Linked DNA regions of Homo sapiens: region 2 is linked to region 1. A link is a contact called in ENCODE Hi-C or POLR2A ChIA-PET data. All regions are on one chromosome and are shown on one strand. The core of a region is the stretch at or near the end of the contact, and the rest is flanking DNA. Distances in the headings are between cores, read along the strand shown.

Region 1 (4,720 bases), core at 160-2,659:
TGCAGCATCTCTGACTCAGTAAGTGACTATTAGCAAGGGAAAGTAACAAAGCTAGACAGTTCAAGAGAATAAAACTTGTCATGGCTCTATGGTAATAGTCTTTCATTAGTCCAGGGTGGAGAATAGAACAAAATGATCGTAATAACCAAGCGATAAATCAGATTATGGTAAGGATCCCTCTCTACCACACTGACATTTAGATTTAAATTTTGCTTAATTGAACTCTAGCCTTAAATGGCCTAGGAGGCTAGTGTTATATGGAAGACATTTATAACAAACCTCCCAGCTTAGAACTTTTGGTCTAAGTTATCTGTTGGCTCTGACTTTCTGCTGCTATCAAGCTTCCAGAGAAAAAAAAGGGACCAGGAAGCCATCCAAGAAGCCATAAGCAAATGTGACTTAAAATGATGGGTTATAAATGGCAGCTTTCTAGGTGTTCTGCAAGCTCCATATGAATACAAATTATACCTAAACTTTTCTTGGGTAGCCGTCCCCCAACATTTTAATTTAATTTTTATGCTTTGGCTTCATCTTATTTTCAAAAGGATTTAAAGTGACTTCTAAGATAAATAAAACATTTTAAATTGATATAAACTAGGAATAGGTAAAAATGAACAGAAAGAAGTATTTGTACATTAAGTGAGTTAGGAATGAGTCTAACTCAAAACTGAACATCAGATGGTCTTATGAATAGACACAACATACGTTCTAAGTTTATAACAAGGGAAGGAAAAAGGGATACCTGATGGGTTAGTTATATCTGATCAGTCAGTGTGTCCATATGCTCATGACAATTATTTAGAAGAAACAAAAGGAAAAGCATCTGCAGGATCCTCATGTTGGAAAAATCCCTCAGCCTTTGGCACAGAGTTAGATAAATAGTAGGCACTTGAAATAGGCTTACTAGTTAATAGGACAATGACTACTATCTGAAATTATAATTATAAAAAAGAAATGTTTCAAAATGGAAAGAAATTAAAATCAAGGAAGTTAATGCTCTTGTAGTATATTTAAGTACTAAAATGTTTCAGAGCACTGTACCAAATTTCCGGGGAGGGAGAAAGTACGAGCTCCATCAACCTAATGGGAGAAATAACATAAATCTCTTACCACGAGATGTAAGATAAATGTTAATTTCTATAATGACAAATACAGTACTGTTATATGAAAAGCTCATTGACCTGAGGGCACTACTAAGAAAATGTTTCTCTATTTTTTTTTTAAATGTTTTTACAGTATTTTAATAGTTTGAATTCCTAGTCGGGGGGAAATTATCATCTACCCATTTCCAGCAGGGGGCAGAATTACCATAGAGGAGGTAGATGGTATAAAAATATCAGGAAACAAGAAACAAAATCAAGCAGAAAAGTAAAAAAAATAGTTTGTATTTCTTGGACTCTTTCCAAGTTGACAAATATTTATCAATTTTTAAAAGTAACAAAAAGTTCTTCATGAAATATTTAGCTATTGCTACACTATTGTTTACTACCAAAGGCAATTTCTTTCAGCTACACAGTAGGAAGGTTGATTTTTGTGCAATGCTTTACAGCGTCAAGTTCTTACTGTTCCTATATGTCAAGGAGAGCAGTTGAAGCTTTACAATGATTTCTACAAGAAAATGATCCCATGTATGCTTGCTTTCTCATACTGAAGACATCTTAAGCTTTGTTGAAAAGTTCTTATCTTTCTAATTATACCTTCAATCAATGAAATAGAAAATGAAATAGAAAGTTGCAGCCAGTGGAGTGCTGGTAAATGTTTAACAACTGGGTCTCAAAACAAAACAAAATAAAACAAACAAAACAAAACAAAACAAAAGAGGGTGCGTGTGTGTATGTGTGTACATCATCTTGTAATAACTTTTGAGTATATAAGAATGTGTAAGCTTTTGTTGATTTTTCCTAACTCTTGTAATCATAGCCAACCCATAGCTGCAATTGACAAATACATGTGGTTCTGATGTGAATATTGGCTGCGATTTTTCTTTCCTTTTTTATTTTTTTTAACCCATTAAGATAAAAGTGGCCCTAACACGGTGGTTCACGCCTGTAATCCCAGCACTTTGGGAGGTGAAGGCAGGCAGATTGCTTGAGGCCAGGAATTTGACACGAGTGCGGCAACATAGCGAGACTCCATCTCTCCAAAAAAAAAAAAAAAATACAAAGAAAATTAGTTAGGTGTAGTGAAGGGTGCCTCTAGTCCCAGCTACTTGGGAGGCTGAGGTGAGAGGATTACTTGAACCCAGGAGGCGGCGGTTGCAGTAAACCGTGATCACACCACTGCACTCTACCCTGGGCAACAGAGTGAGACTGTCTCAAAACAACAAGTAAAAATTTTAAAAAGATAAACGTGAAACAGCAAGACCAATGTCAGAACTTTCCTCCTTCATCTATTATGTGAGTGATGTATATGCTGAATCAGGTAACAGTTTTTAAGTGTTAGAAAACTATTTTCTCAATTTTTTGTGCTGCACAGTATAATGTCTCCAGACATGACTCACTTTTAAGTTTAATCTGCATTATTAATGTTTCCTGTATCACTTTCTTAAATAAAGACAATAAACAAAACAATTAATCAAGCCCTGATTTATAGCATTTGCCTGCTCTGTGGGTTAAGTGATATGAATACTCTCACCATGACCCATTTCAAACTACTAATGCAGTATCACTGAACAGAGTTGAGAAGAGATGCTCAATAGCTCATGATTATGTATTATTGCTACCATATAGATTCAGTAAGGAAAATTACCTAGACAACATAGGTGATACTAAAATGTATACAATATTTAGGAAGTGCTGGGTTTTGAGTATTTATTACCTTTGATTTTTAATGTGATAGGTTATATGTGCCAGCTCCAGAACACCACTGATCATGAGAAACTTTGTGAACTCTTAAGACAAAAGTGTAACACGAAAGGAAATAAAATTAACACTAAAGACTTGGAAATAAAAATGGAGTTAATACATTTCTCCATTTAGTTCTATTAACACTAAGATTTACAGAAGCGTTAAAAGAAATGCAATTCCTTAGGTCAATATATTTCATTTCTTGAACATGTGGAATCATACCTAGTACATTTGTGTTTTCCCAAGATAAGACATAATATATAATAATCCTTTTGTGTTCCCTCCAAGTAAAGTGATTTATAGGTGAATGAATAGTATTATACCAAAAATGTTTATTAGTATTTTTCAAAAATTATCTTTTTTGAAAATTTTTTTTAATACTTCAAAATTTTCAGAAATATTTTCTAGCTGGGAGATAAAGATCATCCTAGCCTTCTCTCAGCTTTTTCTGGCTGTCTTCTAGCATATTTATGTCACGGCTATAGCACAAATTGGGGACAGTTCTACACACAAGAAAATGATTCTGAACAGAATTTCTCAGGTTCATTCTGGCTGGAGAAATTTAGGCCACATGCTGACCCCTGAAGTTAAAGGTGAAGTTACTTTCTATTTAAACATACGGACTCCATTCAGAAGAATGAAATTCTAAAAACTGTTAGAAAGAGTGGAGCAAAGAATGAAGGCCAGATAAGAAACCAACAAATGCCCATTATATCTTCTACTCCAAAGTCATTAAGGAATACCATTTTGTTTTAAACATCAAGTTTAAACTTCTCTGCTTTCAAATTCTGCCACATTTTGCCCCACTCTTAACTACCCAACTTTACTTCCCACCAATTTCTTTCTATCCTTGACAGGCCAGTCTCACTCTTCTAGGACTTTATAATGTTTATACCTGGTTTTGTACCTCATTGTCTTCTCTACATTTGGAAGATTCTTTCCTCTTTCCTCTTTTCCAGTAATTAGCCATTAAGGCCCAATTCAAAAACTTACATTCCATTTTTCTTTCCACTGTGAATGATCACAGTTCAATTCAATTAAGCATTTGTGTACTAAGCAACTAACGTGTATGGTAGAAGATTTCTTAAGAGCGTGGTGAGTTGAAGATACTTGTGAGAAATCTACAAACAGCTATTTATGAAGAAGCTGGAAAATTGGAGATCTAGAGTTACTGAGAGTTTAGGACCAAAGATAGAGACTTATCCACATAAGTACTGAAATAGAAAGTTTGCCTAAGCTAAGGCAAAACTATAGAGAAAGAAAAGAAGAGAACTAAAGACAAAATAGACACATAAGAAGTGAGGATATGGAGCAAACCACAGCGACTGAGTAGTGTCAGAGAAGAAGAAGGAAAAATCTGTTCACATAAATCAAAAAAGGAAAATATCGATTAAAAAGGAAAATATTCAAAGGCATCTAACACAGTTGAATTAAGTATGTGAACTTTGGTTTTCTGGATCTCACCATTGTCTGACTGTAGTTTCTACTTCATTTCAATGTGATAAAATATAATTTGATTTGTGACTGATCAAACATTGGATTAGATCTACCCCAATCCCATTAGACCTGCTCAGAGGAAAATGGACCTTGTGCTATAAACATAGTAATCTCTTCCCTTTTACAGGGTATATGGCAGACAGTTCCCAAAGATAAGCATATGAAAGAGACATGCCATCCCAAAGTATGTCTTTTTTGGCAATTAATTTCACTATCCAAAACTTCCATTTAACACCCTTCCCCACCAATATGCCGGTCATTAAAAGGACAAAACATATCCTTAGTTGAATATTTAAGTTCAATTTAAAAATGTCTCTTTCTTCCAATCTTTGGTATAATTTGACATGTTCTGTGATTTTCAGTTGTCAGGCATATTA
Region 2 (4,626 bases), core at 2,117-4,616, 97 kb after region 1:
TGAGAAGTACACTGAAATGGAAAAAAATATCTATATCCATATTTTTTTAAATTTTTCTATATTTTCATAAATACTCCAAAGTTCAATACTTTTTCATAGGTTCAGAGTTTTAATACCAGCCTATCTAATTGGTAAAGCAGATGCTCACAGAATTTTTTACTGATATACAAGGATTCCTTTAGAATTATTTATAATTACTAGTGATGTTGTCCTGTTATGGAGATTGTCAATTTAAAAGTGACTGGGTCCTCAGTAATTTAGAAGATAGAATACTTAAGCTAAAGTTCATATTTTTTATTTACTTATTTTCAACTTTTTCATAAAGAAACAGACTCAATATAGACAAAATAGTTTCAGATTGAAAGAAATTCCACTGCACAGACTCTATCCCTTACCATCCCTTAATGTACATGGTCAACCACACTGGGAACCAGAGAGTGCAGATGATTCAACAAAAGCCATCAATGTGCACATTATAATGCCTCATCAACATTATGTAGAGTTGTTCCCTTTCTGAAAGATAACATAAAACTTATTTTAGCCTCACTACTTGTCGATTACTGTTTATTTTCATGGCATAGTTATTTTTAAATTATTTTATTAAATTTAAATGAAAATCCCACGAATATCCTTTTTTCTCTAATCCCTTTTTCTTTTTCCTTTGTCCTTCTTCTCCTACCCCTATCGCCACATATGTTTTTTTAAGGTTAATTGAATTGAACATTTACATTTGGTCCTAAGGTACGGAAAACCAAGGATGCCCCACTGCTCAACCATGTGAGGAGAATTGGTTTACACCAGCACTGTATTTAACCAGCTCTTAAAGGGATTTTATTTGTTTGATAGGGACCAAAGCTGGTGAATGAATCATGAGGGTCAATTTGGGTCACCAACTACTAAAAAATATAGACACGTTCCTTCCTGCTTTTTAACTACCCAAACTGGAAAGAAGAAAATCAGTTTTAGGCTGCAAATATTGAGTCAGGAAATATTTCTATTTGATTGCCTTAAGAGATGAGGCCCAAATAATGTTGCCTTTTCCCATAACGTGTCTCACACACATTTCACATTCTTAACCTGAGAAAAGCCTGCTCATGCCATTTATTCACACTGTAAATTATTCGTAGACTTCAAAGTTGGTTGGGAAAAAGGTACAAGCAAAGAGGTTACTGTGCTTATTCCAACCATACAATGGTAAATCAGAAAAGACATTCTGCCGGATTCTTATGGGACTTATTAACTAAATAGTGTTTATCTTCCCTTCCTGGCTAACCTACTCAGAGCAAGTAATGAGCTCAGAAGAAATAAAGCAAATACTGAGCCCTTTCCAATCCTTCCAACTGTTCTGCCACCCACCATTTCTTTGAATGTTGTTTTCTTAATTTTCTGTTTGTTTGACCTAAGGGCACTAACCGAACTGAGCAAAGGCTTCCAGGAGATGGCTTGGGACAAGAAAAGCAGGTTTCTTTGTTTCTCATGTACAGAGACACATGTCAATCAACCATTGCCTCAGTTAAACATTTAACATCCATGTTAAAAAGAATATCCATTTCACATCCGTCGGTCTGTTACTGGTCTGAAAAGGTGCAGGTTTTGGAAAAATATTTACCATGAGGTCCATCTATGATCTTCAATATGTTCCCCACAGCGAATGATCTCTACTTTCTCTTCAGCTACAATTCCGTGAAAGAATATAATATAGCAGACAATTATAGCAGGGCAAGAGGATTGTTTCATTTACCACCACCAGTAAAGCCAGATTGCAGGGAGGATCAAAGACATTACCTCTTACCAAATCATAATTTTCAGTTATCGGAAATGTTTTTAATTCTGGTAAAAATAATACCAATGACTAATGATTATTTCATGAAAATGCCTAATACTTTTGTTTATTGTGGAGAATTATGATGCTTAATATAAAACTTCTGTGACTTCCAAAGAATAGAGAGAGGGGATTAGGGAAGGGAAGGATGAATGGATGGCTGGAGGTTGAGGCACAACAAATGGGGAAGAGTATGAGTGCCAGTTTTTCCAAGAAGTAATATGTGACTATTAAAAGGCAGGAAGTCACCTAGATTCTTCCAAGTCTTCTGCCAGCTTTTCCCAAGGCTTTCTCACCCCAATAGCAATTTAAATAAGCAATGGAGAAATTGAACCACACTACTGTCATGACCCAGCCTTGGTAAATTCATTTCTAACACAGACCGACAACTCATTTCTCCAGAAATGAGTTTATTTGGATTGATTGCTTCCAAGTAGAGAAATAGCCTCACTTTAAGAAAGCCCTTATTTTTGTTTACAGTTGTTAAGGTCATACATGCAAACACTGTAGGACTTTGTTTTTATTTTTGTTTGATTTGGAGACAAGGTCTCTCTCTGTTACCCAGGCTGGAGTGCAATGGAATATGCATAGCTTACTACAGCCTCTATTCTTGGGCTCAAGCAATCCACCTACCTCAGCTTCCCAAGTAGATAGGACTACACGTGCACCACCATGCTCTGCTAATTAAAAAAACAAAATCTGTAGAGATGGAGCTTTGCTGTGTTACCCAATCTGGTCTCAAATTCCTGGCCTCAAGTAGTCCTCCTGCCTCAGCCTCACAAAGCACTAGGATTACAGGCGTGAGCCATTGTGCCTGGCCTTACTGTAGAACTTTATAATTCATTATCTTCTTTACCCAGGTGTACATAGTATTAGTGAAATAAAATACATTAAATTAAAGCCATTTTTAATTTTTTGGTATACTATGGAATTAGGCATATTTGAAATTACTTCTCATATGACATTGTAAACATAGCCAAATTATTATCATTTTCTTCCTGTAGCAATAAGTCTGAACATAAAATCTTCCATTTTCTTATACAAAATGAAGCTTTAAAAAATCAAGAGCATTTAATTTGTTTCATATATAGGCCTTCTCAACTGCGATCTTGCCCCAGAGAAGAGAAAAAACTACACAGAAACCTTAAGCATTAAGACACATTATTGTAACTAAGAAAGAGCATAACGTTAATAGTGGCTTTTTCTAAGGTGTAAAATAATGAATTTTTAAGATACTTTTCCTTATTTTTCATATTTTGTATATTAAATATATACCACTTCTATCATTTAAAATATCTATTATGTTTTTAAAATAAAGGCTTTCTTTCCGCTTTCTTTCAGGCCAGAGGTAAAAGAAACAGAGAAGAAGAGATAATAATTCTAACAGAAATATTACAGCCTTTACAACTTGCATGCATACAGTTATACATTAAGAGACTGAAAAAGGCAGTTTCTTTTACTGCTAATTCTAGTAGTGATGAAACTCAGGCTCAAGTATTCAGGTGACTTGTTTGAGGTCACACAGTGCATAAATGGTTGCACCTGAGCTGAAATATGAGTTGTCCAACTCTTGTAAGTGCATGCTCCATCACATCATCCTGAGTCAGTAATGAGGATGCCATTGTACCCTTCAAGCAGCCCTGGAGAGTTTATCTCTGCATGCTGGAGCTAATAATAATAGTGAGTATTTATATAGTCCACACTAGGTACCACATTCTGCTTTAAGTGCTTTACAAATAATAACTCATTTCATCCATACAGCAACTTCATGGGGTCGATACCATTACTATCATCCTGTTTTACATATAAGGAAACTGAGGTTACATAACTAGGCCCTAGATCACTCAGCTAGAGGTAAGACTGGGATACAAGCAGACTGACTTCAGAGCCCATGCTTCACCATCACATTAAGTAGCCTGCTGATTTGTCTTTATTTGTTATGTTAACAGGAAAGGATTGCTTTCCTTTAGTGCAAGGTAAGCCACAAGGCAGATTATAGGAAATAGTCTACAAAAACTGAAGGGAGCAGCATCAATTTTCCCAAGGAATTTTTTTTCCTTTATACTTCTTTATCATTAGAGCCCAATTTGGACAAATTCTTTTCCACTCTGAGCCTCAGTCAATGTTTGGCTCATTTCATGAAGGAAACTGATGGTAGAGGCAAGAGTACACTGCTCAGCAGACCCTTTGTCCAAGGGTAATTTCATTGGCCTCCACCATTGTTTGCCTGTTAAACTGTGGCTTACAACATTTCAAGGAGCAAAGACAAAATGTTACACTTGTACTGTGGTGAAACTTTCCATTTCAAAGAAATAGATTCCAGCAGGCGTAAAGCTACCTGGAAGCAAAGGGTTTGTTATGGGGTTATTATAAAATAGAAAAACAAAAACTCAATCTGGAACATGACCCCTTTGTCGTACACATGCATTGCATCTGGCCTGCTGTACAATGTGGACCACTGGCAGAGACTGTGTTCACACATGGAACACAGGAGAGAGCTACTCTAAGAAGAAAAAGTTAGGAAAACTAGATTCTTTTCTTTTATTCTTATTTAAATTGTGATAAAATATACATAACAACACTTACCATTTTAACCATTTTTTTTCTTTGTGAGATAGAGTCTCACTCTGTCGCCCAGGCTGGAGTATAGTAGCACGATCTCAACTGCTCTCCCTCTCAGGTTCAAGTGATTTTCCTGCCTCAGCCTCCCGCGTAGCTGGGACTAGAAGTGTGCACCACCACGCCTGGCTAATTTTTGTGTTTTTAGTATAGACGGGGTTTCGCCATGTTGGCCAGGCTGGTCT

What was found. Hi-C counts contacts between places; a loop is a spot of excess contacts on that map. ChIA-PET counts read pairs that join two places held with the same protein, here RNA polymerase II (POLR2A). Pooled maps may share reads with other maps.
Region 2: a map of endothelial cell of hepatic sinusoid shows a loop between it and region 1 (2.7-fold over the local background). The contact joins the promoter of LNCAROD here to the enhancer-like site in region 1. A Hi-C loop is called at or near these places in 10 of 168 maps with a recorded cell type or tissue (Caco-2, Calu3, HepG2 and 7 more), 1 of 37 single-sample maps with no recorded cell type and 5 of 50 pooled maps. POLR2A ChIA-PET finds 5 or more read pairs at or near these places in 4 of 52 experiments (AG04450, MCF 10A, PC-9 and 1 more).

Annotation. Positions count from the first base shown.
Region 1 is chr10:52,563,745-52,568,464 of GRCh38, reverse strand. The region is part of intron 1 of LOC124902426 (a long non-coding RNA gene); the gene reads right to left. All of the region lies in intron 1 of LOC105378305 (a long non-coding RNA gene), which reads left to right. Among named protein-coding and RNA genes, the nearest start is that of LNCAROD, 96 kb to the right of the region's middle. Within about 2 kb of position 1,409, at least 2 of the 41 ENCODE cell types and tissues checked have a DNase peak (open chromatin) inside an H3K27ac peak, as active enhancers do; they include PC-3 and Panc1, where a contact is called at or near this core.
Region 2 is chr10:52,469,273-52,473,898 of GRCh38, reverse strand. LNCAROD (lncRNA activating regulator of DKK1) reads left to right here and starts at 3,366. Exons shown (of 4, transcript NR_120641.1): 1 at 3,366-3,502. RefSeq lists an enhancer at 3,524-4,116.